Regions from separate parts of the Mus musculus genome. Here region 1 is linked to region 2. Evidence: chromatin loops called from intact Hi-C (ENCODE). Cell type or tissue: gastrocnemius. All regions are shown on one strand. Links, peaks and the distances in the headings refer to the core of each region. The heading gives the core; the rest is flanking DNA.

The links. Hi-C counts contacts between places; a loop is a spot of excess contacts. Peaks named below come from ENCODE experiments on the same cell type or tissue, not always from the same donor. Only the 100,000 strongest peaks of a DNase experiment are listed, where the experiment ranks them.
Region 1: it touches region 2 in a loop (2.6-fold over the local background); 1 of 42 quality-filtered maps calls a loop at or near these places.

What each region holds. Positions count from the first base shown.
Region 1 is chr15:78,235,641-78,243,557 of GRCm38, forward strand. No RefSeq gene overlaps it. Among named protein-coding and RNA genes, the nearest start is that of Ncf4, 5.2 kb to the right of the region's middle. In gastrocnemius, for the core only: a CTCF peak has its summit at 4,056 (motif pointing left); a DNase peak (open chromatin) is centred at 4,035; H3K4me3 peaks cover 3,102 bases; H3K27ac peaks cover 4,026 bases.
Region 2 is chr15:78,396,910-78,404,826 of GRCm38, forward strand. It overlaps Tst (thiosulfate sulfurtransferase, mitochondrial), which reads right to left. Exons shown (of 2, transcript NM_009437.5): 2 at 2,647-3,121. The coding sequence ends at 2,823. Among named protein-coding and RNA genes, the nearest start is that of Tex33, 5.0 kb to the left of the region's middle. In gastrocnemius, for the core only: no CTCF peak of the experiment used is centred there; DNase peaks (open chromatin) are centred at 4,645, 5,236 and 5,715; H3K4me3 peaks cover 320 bases; H3K27ac peaks cover 2,877 bases.

The sequences.
Region 1 (7,917 bases), core at 2,022-7,021, 160 kb before region 2:
CAAGAGGTGTCCTCACGGAGCACAAACCTTCCCAGTGCTCCTCAGTGCTCCTCACCCAGAAGCCATGGCTCCTCTCTCTTGACTCTGGAGTGAGTACAGTTAAATACAGAGCAAAGGCTGCACCTGGGAAACTGGAGGACTGTCGGGGATCTACTGTTTACGGCTGTTTTCCTGCCATGACGACAGAACAGCAGCCGCAAAGCCCCAAGTGTTTACTATGTAGCCTTTTCTGAAAATGGCTGCCAGCCCTATGCTGTCATTGGGCAGAGAGCGCTGTGGTGATACTCTGTTCCTCACTGACAGTCTGGATGGAGCAGGGTGACAGGCTGGAGTTCACTGTAGGTGGGAGGAGAGGAGGGAGATGGGAGATGGAGGGTGTGTTATGTTCCCTTAGCAAATACGAGAGTAGCCCCGGCTTCCCTTCCCAGGGCACTGGTCAGCATATGGTACTCTGTCCCATGCAGCATTGAGGCAGGTTGGTGATGTACTTTAAGTGTGGTTTGTCACCCAAGGATCCCTGTGTTGGAACATAAGAGGAGGTGGCAGAACATTTTTGAGGTGATCCAGTGTGGGGCCTCTGAAATTAGCCACTAGCAGCCTCTCAACATGTAATGAGTTTATACAGGACCTGGGTATATAGATGCATAAGCAGGCACACAAATCAAATATTTTCTGACAATCAAATTTTATTTTAAAACAAGTCTTTGATATATATATAATTTTAATTTATTAAAAACTAAACTATTATTAAATATTAAATTAACATATCAGTGCTACTCAGGAAATTCTTGTTATTTTTAATAAGTAATTAAATCTTGGTTAAATAGATAGTCCTGCAGGACATCGAAAGTCTTCAATGGTTTTTCGAGTTGATATTTTGAATTATAACCATCAACAGCTTTTTTTTTAAATGGGGACATTTTTTTGTATGTGATTTCCACAGTGTGCTCAGAACCATTTCAAAAACTAGTTGGAGACTCTGTGCTAACTCCTGGCTAAAATTCATCAAATGATACTTTAGAACAACAAAACTTGAGGCAGCAACTTTTAACAATCAAACATTCTAACACAGGACCTGGGTATATAGATGCATAAACAGGTATACCAATCAAATATTTACTGACAATAAATTTTATTTTCAAACAGTTCTTTGATGTGTGTGTGTGTGTGTGTGTGTGTGTGTGTGTGTGTGTGTAATTTTAAATTCACCAAGGACTAAACTAATGCAGAGATACCCCAGTCTGATGCTTATGTATTGAGAAATGATGGAAAGAAATGTTACAGTTTTCTATTATGTTTCCATGAGAGAAGAAAACCGCTTATGCATCTCATAGTGTATCATCGCCTGGAGTCCAAGTCCACGTGTTTCAGGCAATGCTCGCTCGTCAGCATGGTGAAATGTGATGTCACAACCTTGGCAAAGTGCACATGCGTTCAGAACTGCTGCTTCAGTGATGTCACACGATAAAATTGCCAGAAACACCAGGGCCATTACGCTTTTGATTTCGAGGTAATTTTTGGTTGAGTGTGGGTCAGAAACTTTTTAATGAGGATATTGTTTGTGTGTGGTTTCCACAGTTATGTGACCGCATGCAGAGGGTGGGGTATTCACATAGGGTTGTGGCCCACAGTTTAAGAGCTAGGTTCTAGCCAGGCGGTGGTGGCGCACGCCTTTAATCCCAGCACTTGGGAGGCAGAGGCAGGCGGATTTCTGAGTTCGAGGCCAGCCTAGTCTACACAGTGAGTTCCAGGATAGCCAGGGCTATACAGAGAAAGAAGAAGATGCTAGGTTCTAGTGGGTGATCCTTATTTCTCTGAGGGCCCCACCCTAGGAAGGAATTAAGATGGTTCTAATGGGACCCACCCCAAGATGGCTTTCAGGTGTTCTTTTAAGTGGATCCTGATCCCTAAGTCCAGCTCTTGCTTCCTGTCTCTCCGTGTGAGCATCTTGTCACATGTACCCTGTGACATCCTCCGCTGGTGTGATGCAGCCAGGGAGTGCCTCAATAGAGCCAGCATAATGCTATTTGGATTTTCAGCTTCCCAAACCATAAGTTAAAAAAAAGCTACGTTTCTTTACCAACTCACCAGTCTCTGGTATTTCGTTCCAGTAGGGGGATAACAGACTAACTCAACTGGGAAATATTACTGTTGCAGAACCCATATAAGCTACTCAAATCAGTGCATTCCTTGCTACCCTCCCCAATGTTCTGGGTTCTCAAATGAAAGACACACACACACAGGGCGCCTTAAAATATAATATGCCTTAAACAATGGTTGGGCCACTTTTCTAACCTCCAAGTGGCTGATGGACTTTTTTGACAATCTCAACTCATCCCTTACTAAAACCTATTCCATCTTGGCTGCCCCAGACCCTGACCTGCAGCCCTCCTAGGCCACTTTTGCATGGTGGCTATGCTCTCTCTTCTGCACTGCTTAGGCCTAGTGTCTCCTTCTTCCTTCCCAGCATGGCAGCTATCCTTCCTCCTCCCTCGGTTCCTTGTCCAGGAATTCTAAAAGTCCCCCTCTGTCTTCCTGCCCAGCCATTGGCTGCCTGCTACTTTAGTTACCAATCAAAACCAAATGGGGGCAGGGATCCTCAGCATCTTAACGTGTGGACAAGTGGCTTCTCCTACAATTTTGAGGACCCAATTCACATAATACGAGCATTATATCAAACCACAACATTACTTTTAGCTGAGTGGCCACGAGTCGCCTTGCTACCCCCAGGCTTTTTAAGTAAAGGAGATGAGAAGAGTGGAGTATACCAGGGCAGGCAGTCTCTGCCACACTAGTCAAGAACTCAGGCAAAGTGTGTAACACGTTCAAATTGTGCCGATGTTAGCGATATATATATATATATATATTTTTCTCCATTCTCTCCTCAAATATTTATGAAGCCCTCAGTTATATGAGGGTCTAGCTAAGTGCCCTTTATAGACAAGAAAACCAGAGAACAGGAGCCAGGTTTTGAGAGGAAATAGTTTTTACCACCAACCAAGGACCTTTGGGGCAATTGTTCCCAGACTCTGCAGGGCAGGAGCCCAGTCTCAGAGCCAGCGAGATGTAGTGCCTGGGAGCAGCCATCTCCTGAGGACAACCTGGAGCCAGGCCCAAATGGGGGTATCCCTGGACTCCTGAAGGGTCAGCTCAGTGCCAGAAGGTGACAGCTTACAGAGCCAGAGCCTATCTAGGGTTTTGGGTTTTGTTTTTTTTGACTCCTTGTCTTTTCCTGACTCCCTTTGAAACAGCAAGGCTGCCCTCCACACCCCTGTGCATGGCACTGCACTGGAAATCAGAGAAACTAGATACTAAAGGTGGGTTTCCCAGTCTCTCCTTCATTATAGCAAAGACTGTGTGTGGCATGTGTGTGTAAGACAATAGCTCCAGTGCATGGGTGTGTATGGCTGTATGAGGGGGCATGTTTGTATGCATAACTAAGCATATGTGAATGTGTGCATGCATCTGTCCAGGCGTGCTGTACACAGGGTTCATTAGTGTACCTTAACAGCGTTCTGAGAGGCTTGACAGCAATGTACTGAGTTTGTCTTCGTCTACTGTTACCTGCTTCAGAGTGGAGCATATGAACGCTTGTGTCGCGGATGATTGATTGATTGATTGATTGATTGAATGGCATATGGCACAGTTAACAACAGCATGAGTTCTGGAGTCAGCCAGAGTGGAGCTCTACACCTCTCTCCGCCACTCACTGAGTTATTTTAGCCTCCTAACCTCGTAGCGCCTCAGTCTTCACATCTCCAGAGCAGGCAAGAGACCCTGATCCACCCTATCTATGAACCTCAGTGTGGGGGTGAAGGAAGAGTAATCAAAGCCGCCCCATTTCAAGCTGGCCCAGGGCTCTCTCCTACGGGCTGCCGCACAGCTCCTCCCCCACAGTTCATGGGCCGTGTGGTAGCACAAACTCTTCTCAGTGCGCACCCATGCAATTTCATACTTATGGTCCGTGGACATCCAAGAAGAGCTCAGACCTTAACTTACAATCCAGGGGGCTGATGCTTAAGTCCTCCTCTAGGTGGCGCCGCAGAAAGGAAGCCCGACTAGAGTCATAGTGCCCCCTGGTGTTCATTGACATAAAAATGCAACAAATGGGGAGCTGTTCTAGACGAGACTAAATATGGAGGTGAGGGGATTTCAATATGATAAATTGTATCATAGACAGGAGCAAGGCAAATGGGAGGCAGATGTGCTGGGGAGAGAGAGAAAGGAGGGGTCAAGTCATACTAAGGAAATTATCATGAATAATGTTAACATCTATAATTCCCTCTCCACCTATTATGTACCTGATATTGGACTAAGCTTTCATTTCCTTCATCAACACAAGTGCTACAAGGTGTGTTTGGAGCCGTCTGTGCAGTAGATGCTCATTACCCTGTTGACTAGATGACTGCTTTTTACATTTTTTTATTGTTTTTGTGTGTGTGTGTGTGTGTGTGTGTGTGTGTGTGTGTGTGTGTGTGTGTAGGTTTGCACGTGCCAACAGGATGCACGTGGCGTTCAGAGGACAACATTTAGGAATCAATTCTCTCCTTCCATCATGTGAGACCTAGAGATCAAACTCAAGTGGGCAGGCTTGGCTACAAACACCTTTAGTCACCGAGCCATCTTGAGGGCCCAAGATAGCTAACATACTTCTGAGAGACAAATATTATCTCAATTTAGGAAACTGGATGCACAAACTCGTGGCCAAGAAGGCGGCAGTGCCGGGGCATGTGATGCTTGTGACCTCACACCAGCTCTGCCTCCGGGAGGGTGGGGCCTTACCTTCATGGGATTTGCCTTTTCAGCCTCCCCCCAGCCTCTGGGTACTCGGCTCTGCCTGGGATCGGCCAGCGATGGCTATTTATGGCTCAGGGAGGCGTCCAGTGAAACTCCCCTCATAAATTATGAAGGGAGACACATGTGGGTCAGGACAGGAGAACTTGGTGCATGAGGGAACCCCGGGACTCTTGCTCTCTCTAATCAGGGATTTTCCTTCTGTTCCCAAGGAAGCAGCTGCTGCAGATGGCAGAACAGCCAGCGTCGCAAGGGGTCCCAGGGTCCTCTCAGGTCCTGCTGTTTGGGCTCCTAGCCCTGACTGCTGACAGCTCTCTGCCTTGTCCCCTAAATGGGGCTGTCTGCATTTTCATGGTTCCTATGCCCACACAAGGAGGGCTTGAACAGTGCTGGATGTTTTGTGCCCTGCCCATTCTCTCTCTCTCTCTCTCTCTCTCTCTCTCTCTCTCTCTCTCTCTCTCTCTCTCTCTCCTCTCAGCTATTTTCTGAGCATGCTCAGTCTTGCTCTGGGGGTACCCAAAAACCTGGATCCCCTGGAGCTATCCCTTTCCGAATGGCCCTTGACACCTGGTTTGAGTGTGTGGTGTTTCTTTTTTTATGCTGTAGTTTCTTGGTTATTGTTAGTCTTTTGTTTAAATCCTATCTACCTTTAACTCCCTCTAGCAATTCATTCCTCCCTCTGACTTGCTAATTTCAAGTCTCTAACCTGGTCACTAAGCGGCTAGCATTGGGGAGATGTGGAAGAAGCCTGACAGAAGTCAGGGGTTGAGAACTTTCTTCTGTAAATGAAACATGCCAGTCTCCATGTGGCCTTTGAGCTTCGATGGCTATCTGTCTGTTTGAGACAGGGCTTGCCGTGTAGCCCAGGCTGGCCCACGCCGAAGGTGAAGTGGGGAGTCAGCTGGAGTCGGGAAGATTGCACCAGCGGCTGCTTGGTATGTGTGCCGAGCAACGGAGGCTTTCTTATTTAAGGGGCGGACTGAGGGGCCTGGGTGACTCCTCTCTCCCTGGGACAGGTGGCTGCATGAAATGAGGAGCCGGGACGGGAGGAGAGCAGGAAGCATGGCAGCTCAGGACGGGAGCCCACTGCTGACAGGGTGTCTGGCTTCCAATTACACTGCCTCAGAGCTCCACATAAAATTAGCAGCAGCATTCTCTGTAAAAGGAGCCAGAGAAATAACCACATTCAGCAGAACCGCAAGCAGGGACGGAAGACAGAGGGAGAAAGGGCAGGCTTGGCCCAGCGTGGACTCCAGGTCCCTTCTAGGACACCCTTGGCCCCTGCTGCCCAGGTGGCTCCCAGGCTGAGTCAGGAACACAGACAGGATAATCCTGCAGGGGTCGGGGGGGGGGGAGGGGGGCTGAGTGTGGGAGTGTGGGAAGGGGGGGACTGAGGGGACCTGGTCAGGTGGCCTAGAGGGCTCAACACACACACACACACACACACACACACACACACACACACACACACACACGGGTGGGGGAGGGAGAGGGAGAGAGAAAGCCAAAAAGAAAAATAAAGGAGAAATGGTTTAGAATATGTTGGCTTGTGGGAGGACATGCTGCCCTTGTGTGTATGTGCTTGAGTGTGTGTCTGTGTGTATGTGATGTGTTTGTGTATGTGTGTATGTTGTATGTGTATGTGTGTGTGTCTGTGTGTGTTTCTGTGTGTGTGTATCTTTGTGTGTTTCTGTATCTCTCTGTGTGCATGATGTGTGTATATATATGTGTATGTGTGTGTTTGTGTGTGTGTGCATTGTGTGCATGTGTGTGTATGTATGCTTGTGTGTACCTGTGTGTGTTTATGTATATGTGTCTGTGAGTGTATGTGTGTGTATCTGTGACTATATGTGCGTGTCTCTGTGTGCATGTTTGTGTATGTGTGTCTGTGTCTGCATGTGCATGTATGTGTGTGTGTATATTCGTGTCTGTGCCTGTGTGTGTCTCTCTGTGTATATGTGTGTGTGTGTACATGGGCCACCACCAAGACTCCATCAGAGAAAAGTATTCGCTCTGCTTGTGACGTCACCACTCTCCGAGTCAGAGGCTCTTTAGAGACCCTCAGAAACAGGCATACCTGCCCACACACAGTTGTACTCGTCTCTGCACAAACTGGCCTTGAACTCCTGGTCCTCCTGCCTCCACGTCCTGAGAACTGGGATTACATGTGTTCTTACCCTTGTTTTATTTGGTGCTGGGACTGAGCCCAGGGCTTCACTCACGCTACACAAGTGCTCTGCATCCCAGCCCCAAACCAGCACATTTTCAAGCCAGGACAGGCATGCTGTGACACAGTCTCTCACTAGTGCTATGTGACATTCTCTTGTGGAAGCAATGTCACCATTTCCTGTTTCATGACCACCTGTTGACCAACATTCTCCTCTGCAGGGGCCAAGCTTGTACCTCTGTGCTCACAGACCCCCCTCTTCCACTGCACCCCTCCTTGCTCCCCTGGTTGTTTCCTCCAAAAGCTGGGACGCCTGAGCCCCGAGGCCCAGCCAGAGCCTCTGAATCATGTCTAGCTCCTCAGGTGTGAATTCTTCTGAAGTCCAAGGCGCCTGGATTTGCAGTTTTGTGTAGTGCTGACTCCGAACTGCTTCCTCAGCACAGTTCAGAGCCAGCTTTTCTCTGGATTTCACACCAGTGGGGGCTTCAGGCTCGAGGCTCCCTCTGTCTACCCGTGGCTGGAGAACTTCCTTCGCTTCCTCGGGCACCCAGGCCAATGGCTGAGAAACCCTCTTCGGTGTTTGCTGTGATATCCAGCTTCACATGAGAGCTCAAGGTGGACTTCCTGCCAGCAGTGGGACATGTGACCTGCATCTGGTCTCTGGCCAGTCACTGGAGCCTCATCTTTAGTAACACATGTGTTTGCCGTTCCCTAGGCCTGGGTATCAGTCTCCATCCTCAGTCATGGGTACAATTCCTGCTCGTCTTAGACCTCTCAGATCACCTTTCCTTGTCTTGAGCAGGGATTTGTATGCTTAAAAGAGCTAACTCTGTGAACTGCGGTACTTCTGTGTGCTGGGAGTAGGTCAGACCGTCCATTCTACGTTCCTCTACCACCCTGATCTATCTGTGCAGTGCAAAGGCCTTGATGAACATGCAGTCACTGGTGGAGTGTCC
Region 2 (7,917 bases), core at 1,607-6,606:
CTATACTGTACAACCAGAGATGCCTGCCTTCCTGTGCCGAGGACACGGAGATAAAAATTCAGAAAGAACTCACTCCCCACTCCTGCCTTGTAAATTTCACCCAGGACACCCCAAGAGAAGAACTCTTCCCAACTCCTCCCAACTCTCCTCCCAACTCCTCAGCTAGCTGTTAAAAGCCCCCTACTGTCACAGCTCTGCTAGGGTCGAACTCCCCTTCCCTGCACAGCAGAGGGACTTTGTCCTCAGCTAGCTGATAATAAAACCTCTTGCAGTTTGCATCAGGTGTGGTTTTCTCTCGAGATGCTTGGGTGTTGGCCAGCTCATCCTGGAACTTGAGCGGAGGCCCAGCATGGGGGGGGGGTGTCTTACAGCCCCACCCTTGAACTTAGCAGTTTATTCTGTATTACTGCTAACCCACAGTTGTGGGAGCAGACACCTTAAGAATGGCTACCCAGCATCTCAGAAGGCTATAATGGAGGTGCTGGCTACGGCCAGTGGGGCTCATCTTGAGACTGCCTTGGGGACGAATATGCCTGCAGGTATACATGGCTGTTGGTGGGACATTTCTTTGTGTTCTACTGGATTATAAGGGCCCCACTAGCTTCTCGGCCCCTCACTGTGTGAGCCTCCCCACACACTTCACCAAAGCCTGAAAAGAAATAGACATCAGCCTTGTTATGTGGAGTCCTGGGAGTGGCTTCCCACCCACTTTGCCTTGTTTTGTTGGCTATAAACAAGTCACACATCCAGACCTCATTCTAAGGGAACAGGAAGGCACATACCACAGAAGGCCACATTGGACCCTGTGAGTCAAATCCCCTTGAAGACTTCTCTCAGCCCCATAGCCATAGGTCCCTGCCAAACCTGTCCCAAATGGCATCCTCTCCCTGTTCAAAACCTCCCTGTACCAGCCCATCTTAACTAGAGTAAAGGCCAGAGTCATCCTCTTGACCCGAAGAGCCCTAGTTAACATGTTCCCTTTCCTCTGCCATGGATCCTTGCATTCTGCTGATTCGACCACGGCTCCAGCTATGCACAGTGGCCTCAGGGTCTCTGTACTGTCCTCCCTATGAGCCAGTGTCTCCTTTCCCCAGATGCCCTCAGGGGCCTGCTGCAGGACTTCTTTCTGTTCACCTCCCAGACTCTGTTCCTGCCTTGAGATTATGCTGAGAGAGCAATTGAGGTGAGAAATTGAGGTGGGAAAAGCAGGAGAAGGCTACTTGTCCTTCTGCCCCAAAGATGCTTGGGCCCATCCAGGTTCCAAGAGGGGTAAGCCAGTGTGAGGAGGAGAAAGGCCTGGCCTGCAGCCTCAGAGCCCCGCCCCAGCATCTCCTGAGCCCCTTTTGCCCCAGCACTGGGTGGGGCTACCTTCCTAATATGATCTTAGCCCTCCAGATCCCCCTTTCACTCTGGAAGGCTGGACAGGAAAGACCCAGACTCTCCAGAAGAGACTGAATTTCACCCCACAGTCTCAAAGCTTGTTTTTGGAGAACTTAAAACGCGTCAACAATGACCTGTCTGCTCTCTTTCTTCCCCCCTCTCTCCACGTGGCCATGGCCAGCCTCTCTCCCTCTCTCTACCTTCTCTATTTCTCCCTGCTTTTCTACAATAAAGTTCTAAAACCACAAAAAAAAATGCCATCTGCCTCTTCATGAAATGCTCACCTATGGCAGCTTGCTGCTGCCAGGCTTGCAGACCCCCTCCACGGCTGCCTCACCCTCCATCATCCCCAGAGAGTCTATTCAGAGGCAGCAAGGGAGTCAAGGCCAAGACCATCTCCCCTTTGCCCGTTTCTGAGCAGGTGTGTAGGCATTCTTTGGGCAGCATTCAGAAGGCTACTTTTTCTCTTCCTCAAGACTCACTGGGCATGGAGCAGATAGCCAGCTGAAGGCTCAGGACTGGGCTAGCTTCTACTTCATCTCTCTCTTTCTCTCTCTCTGCCTTCCTCGTTCTCCTTCCTATGTCCTCTCAGGTACTCTCAGTATCCTCTATCATCCCTGACTAGTGCTACCTGACAAAATTGAAACAATGTTTGTGAGTCTCAAGAGGTAAATAGAGGTCACGTGTCTGGAAGAACAAAAATTTGAAAGTCCTGTGCTCCCTCTACAGCAGTACAACACGGAGTCAAAAGTCAAAAGTGCTGGGGAGGGCCCTGAGACCAGCAGAGTTGCAGATTGTCTTACCCTGGGGTAAGTCTGGAAGCTGTGCAGAGCTCCAGGGATGCAGCTTCTGTGAATTGTCCCCCACAGTGGGGTGGGCTATGGTGACACACCTGCTTCTGAGTTATCCCTAATGAGTGACCATTTACACTTGCTACCCTGAATAACTCCAGTAAAAACTTCTTGGTTCAACAAGTTGTACCTTGGCTTGAGACATCCCACCCCCTCAAACAAGACAAAACGAACAAAAGAAAAGCACATCTGTAGGAAATGTTTCAATTCTGAAACATAGTTTCAATTCTGTCTGGTAACCATGCTTTGGTCTGTCCCGGATTCCCTTTCTGGGGTGAGTAGATGTGTGTATTATCTTAGGAAAAGTCTGCCACACAATGCAGGAGAGGGCCAGGCGTCTTCTGTGTGGCCTTCATGGTTGAAGGTTGGCAAAGGTACAGGGCAGTGTGGAACCCGGGCAAGGAGGCAGACACACTTCTGAGAAAAGGCACTTTATTCCAATGTAGAGGGAGGGAGGGAGGGAGGCACCAAGAGCAATTCTAAAACCCTGTCAATATCCGTAGCCTAAAAGGTGAACCTACAGCAGGTCACACCAACCTCCCTGAAGGGAACTGGCTGGATTGGGTGGGCAGAGGAGGAGGCTGCACACACTCAGGCCTTCCCACTCTTCCCCTGGGACACACGGGTCTCTGGGGGTGCCCTGCGGAACCACTCTGACCAGGAGCCATCGTAAACAGCCACATCGGGTTTGCCACAAAGGTAGGCAGCCAGGGCAACGTGACAGGCAGTGACCCCCTTGCGGCACGTGGCAATGAGGGGCTGTGAGAGGTCCACCTTCTTGTCCTGGAATATGGCACGCAGCTCCTCTGGGCTCTTCTCGAAGCCATCTTTCGTCAGGAAGTCCATGAAGGGCATGTTGACTGAGCCACGGATGTGGCCCGAGTCTAGTCCTGGGCAGTAATAGAGAATATGAATTAGGGGAGGCATGGAAGGTGGAAACTAGAGGATCTGGGGGCCATCACCAAAAGAAGTAATGTCTTTGCTCTCTTGGCAACTCAATTTCTTGCTGGCTCTGCTTATCGTCAACACTCAAACTGTAAGACCCAAGCCTGCCGCCCCTGTCCCAAGATCTGTCTTGATGGAAGGATGTTCCAAGTCACTTCTTCTTGAGAGGACATCTGTGTGCATTGCAGGCCCTCCTAGTTTGTCCCCTAGTCTTCTGGGAATTACCTCTGCCTTCTGTACTTTGTGTTTTCTCACCTGTGAAATGGGTTCAGTAGTACACATCTATGTCCCAGGATTACTGGGGAAAGCAGACGGGGTGAATTTACATAGACTCTATTCAATTTGATGCTGCCAGGGACATGGCGGACAGAAACTTTGTGCCCCCACTTCCCCAGGCAGCCGTTTGCAAGAGAGCCAAAGCTGCCTAGCTTTGTGAGTCGTTAAAGAAGCTCTCCTGTGAATTTATTTTACAATTGAAAATGCTGAGGTGCACTGACATGAAATGTCTCAGCTAAAGACACAGAGGACAGGCCGACCCAGGACCACACCCAGTCATGTTTCTGTGAGGCACATAGTTGTGAAAACAGAAGGGGATCTCCTATCAGGTACGTGTTCAAATCCCATCTCATCCATTTACTACACTGATTTTCAGCCACCTCTGCACCTCAGTGTCCCCATGGGGAGTGAATGCCCCTGGGCAAGGGCAAATGACATGGATAATATTGAATCCGAATGATGCCTGCCCCCATGCTGTGGTCCCTCTAGTGACAGTGGTTGTTCAGCTCCCTCCACGCACGCGCACCTCTGAAGTGTAAGCATAGCACAGCAGAGGGGAGGCAGGACACACCCAGTGTGGCTTTGGAAAAGTCAGAGTGGGCGGTCACTCACAGCTGTTGTCCTTGCATGCTGGAGGCTGAGGCAGGAGGATCCATAGTTAGAGGCCAGCCTGGTCTATATAGTGAGCTACAGGTCAGTCTGGGCTATTGAGTGAGACCTCATGTGAAAACATCAAACTGATAAAAACGGAAACAGTGGAGAGGGGCCATGGCTGCCTGGTGGCACCCAAAGGACCCACGCTCTGTCAGTCCCTTCATGCTCAGTCACTTCTTTCTTCCCTGGGCACCTGCACCCCTCCACTGACAGTACTGAGAGTACGGCCCACGCCAGAACTGCCTCCATCTTTTTCAGGTTCCCCAAGTCCCCACCAAGCCATTACACTTGGACCATGGGGCAAGATGGAAACAGCATAGTGGGTGTGGTAGGAAGCAGAGGAATGGGGCTTACAGCGAATACTCGTCGGGTACATGCAGCAACATGGAAACCCTGTCAATCCAAAGAAGATTCTAGAATCACTATCACAAGCAGTCCCCTGACTGAACACATGTCCCTGCTTGCATAATACAGTGTGACATCTAGACACGTCTTCCTGCTGTGACCTGAAACCAGTTCTGTGTAACCCTGCCAGTGAGGAGCAGCTGGCCTGTGGATATTAACTCTCAGGATACAGCAGTTTCCTGCAGGCACTGTAGGGAGCGATCATTTGCACCAAGCCTCTGAGGGCTGTTTTCTTCTTGTCGGTGACATAACCAACTTTGGTGCTGTCTTGAGTCTATAAAGGGGGCCTTGTCTAAGTAAGGATGAAGCTAAAGACACTGAGAAGCCTTGGCACCAGCCAGAGGAGGTAGCAATGGCCACTGTGCTAGGAAGGCCCAGGGTCTGTCTGTCTGTCTGTTTGTCTGTCTGTCTGTGGGTGAAAGGGTCAAGGAGCACATGGATGTCAGAGGACCACCTAGGCTGATGTTCATGCCCCTGGAACTTGCTGTTTTAGTAAGGCTGGTTGCAGCGAGTCCCAGAGATCTGCCCATCTCTGCCTCCCCCAGTGCTGGAGTCCTGAGCAATAGTCACTAAGTGGATTGGAGGATCTAACTCAGGTCCTCATGGTCACGAGGCAAGCAGTTTCCACACTGAGCCACCTCCCCAGCCTCTGCCTGGGGACTTTACAGAAACAGAAGTCACAGCCTTTGTGCAGAGGGACAGCCAGGGATCCCATGGGCCCAGGCCAGAGAACTCTGGAACACTGCCAACCAGAGGACGGCCTTGCAGCTAGAAGCAGGCTTCTCCTCCCCTCTGCAGCCAGCACCCCAAAAGTGGGTTCTATAGAGAATTATATCTCCCTCGTTCCTCACAAAACTGAAGAGACTTTCCTCCCAGATCTAATGGGGATTCCAGGCACAGAGAGATTTGATAACTTCCCTCATAACAGAGGCATGGGAAATCAAGTCAGACTCCAAAGCCTATGGTTTTTAGTCATTATGAGCTCCCCTAGAAAAGAAGGCTGGGGTAAGGTATTACCGAGCTGACTTCTGGTGTCCCCCAATAGCCTAGAAGTCTAGGAACGTGTGTTCCAGGCTTGGCTTAGTAGCTTTCATTCAAGTCAGGAGGCACGTTAAGAGCCCTCAGGGCATGGATGGGCACGGTTGTTGGAGCCCAGGAAAACCTGTTTGGACCTTCCTGGCTTTCATCCCAAAGATAGGGAATCCAATCCCAAAGGCACCCTGGCTGTGGCCCAAAAGGCGGGGCCCTAGGCAGAGGGGTTCCTCCTTCGTACATAGCAACCACATGGAGTGGTGACCTCTCCTGCCTCTGTCCTCATGTTTGCTCACTCCACTCTCCACGGCAGCTTTAGGCAAGCCTTACTTTGGGGCCTGCAGACCTCAGTAGAGTGGGGCCAGAGCCTCTACAAGACTACTGAAGATTCTAGAAGCAAGGGGTCTGCAAATCAAAGTCCTCAGCATGGACCAGTACCCTCCTCTCTCCTCCTCCTCACCCACCCCTAGGTGAAATAACAAGGTCACAGGTACCCAGGCTCAACAACTGAGAAATGAGTGCCACCGGGTCCAAATGCAGAATTCCCATTTTATAGATGAGGAAAACTGAGGCTTGGAGTTGGGAGACAACCTACTACTGGCAAAGGCCCTAGAGATCCCTGAATTCTAAGATGCCTCTCTTCTCTGTGATCCTTCCTACTTACTCTGGTTGCCCAGACTCTGGGGGCCTGACTTACATCTGTCTTTGTTTGCTAGTGTTCCTGCCTGTGTGACACACAGCTGCATCTGAATATTCTTTTTTTTATTCTGCATGCTTACTCAGGACTCTGGAAGGCGCATGAAGGCCTGAGGGGCAGGCAACTGCCCCTCCCCCCTACTCCCACTCCCACCCCCCAGGGCAGGAAGTTGCCACTGGGTCTCTGAAGACCTGCTTTTCATTTCTGCCACTCTCAGTACCTTCAGGAACACCCAGTCAAGGCCTCCCCACCCCCCACATCCCATGCTTTGTATCTGGACTGCTGAACCCGGAGGAACCTCCCCGAACCCATCCCACAGAGCAGACCATGACCTTGGTGGTGTGCATTTGTGTCCAGCAAATCCTCTCACAGAATGGGTCAAGTAGCCCCTCCCTGCCTGTCTAGATGGCCCCTGGACTTTGCCCAGTGCCGTCCCCTCCAAAGAGCCCCTGAAACAAAAGCCATGTACTGTGACAGGGCTGGGGACCTCTGCTTGTTTATCAACAACCAGGAAATGCAAGGTCAAGCAGTTGGGCTGAACCCTCCACATAAAAGTGGCTGAGCTGGAATGAGAACCCAGTCTCCCTGGCACTTCAGGGCAATCAGAAAAGGTAGGAAGAGTCAGAGAGAAGAGAGGGACCTTAGAACTCAGGCAGCCTGTGTCCCCTCTACAAGCCCCGACTTTCCTCGTCTGTAAAATGATAGGACGCTATGTCTGGGCCCCATTATCACTCATTTCTTGGTTTGCAGCCAGGAAAGCCCAATGGCCAGCTCCACTCTCCCTTCCTCCAGTTTCAGTTCCAAGAAGAAAATGGGGTTTTGAGTCAAGACCAGGAGGCATCCCAGGTTCAGAGTCTCTGGAAAGTGCCTAACAAGCATGCATCTTTCTCCTCTGACCTTCCCAGAGCCAAGCAGGCGGGAGAAATCAAAGGCCTGGAGAGAGTGAGACTGGAGCAATGCCAGCCTCTGCCAACTCCATGTGTGGCCTTGATCTACTGCTGCCTGTGTGCCAAGGCCCCCTCTGTCCAGTGGGATGAGAATTTAGTACTAAGACTGTAAAAACAGGGTTGCTGACATCAGCTGGCAGAAAGGAAGAGACAAGTTTTTGAAACTTTGTAGGCAAGTTTTGAAACTTTTTAGGCAACATTTTGAAACAAGTTAGGCAAAATGTATCCTGGAGTTAAGTCTTACTGATGAGGGAGGCAGAGAGAGAGAGAGAGAGAGAGAGAGAGAGAGAGAGAGAGAGAGAGAGAGAGGTGAGGTGGGCCAAAACTTGGGGTTGCCTCTGGTCAGGCGCCTCTAGAAAGCAGCATTTCATCTCCTGAGTTTATTTTTTCCTGACTCCTAAACTATACAGACTTCTTCAGGCTTTCTCACACATACCAAAGGGGACCCAAGGGGCCATCTTTCCAGGAATACCTAGCACAGGAGGAGCCCCTGAACCCTAGGAAATGGTGGTGGGACTGAATGGATTTATATCTGGATTTCGAACCCTGGGTTAAAACAAAATGATACCAGGTTCAAATCCAGATTCTACCACTTAACTGACCAAGTAACAATCCCCCAGTGCTTCATCTAAGTCAGGTATTTCATCCCGTCCATTTCCCTGGCTGATAGCTGCTGTAACAGACAGGTCGCAGCCACTTGCTGAGGTTATGAACTGAGGTGCCTTTCACA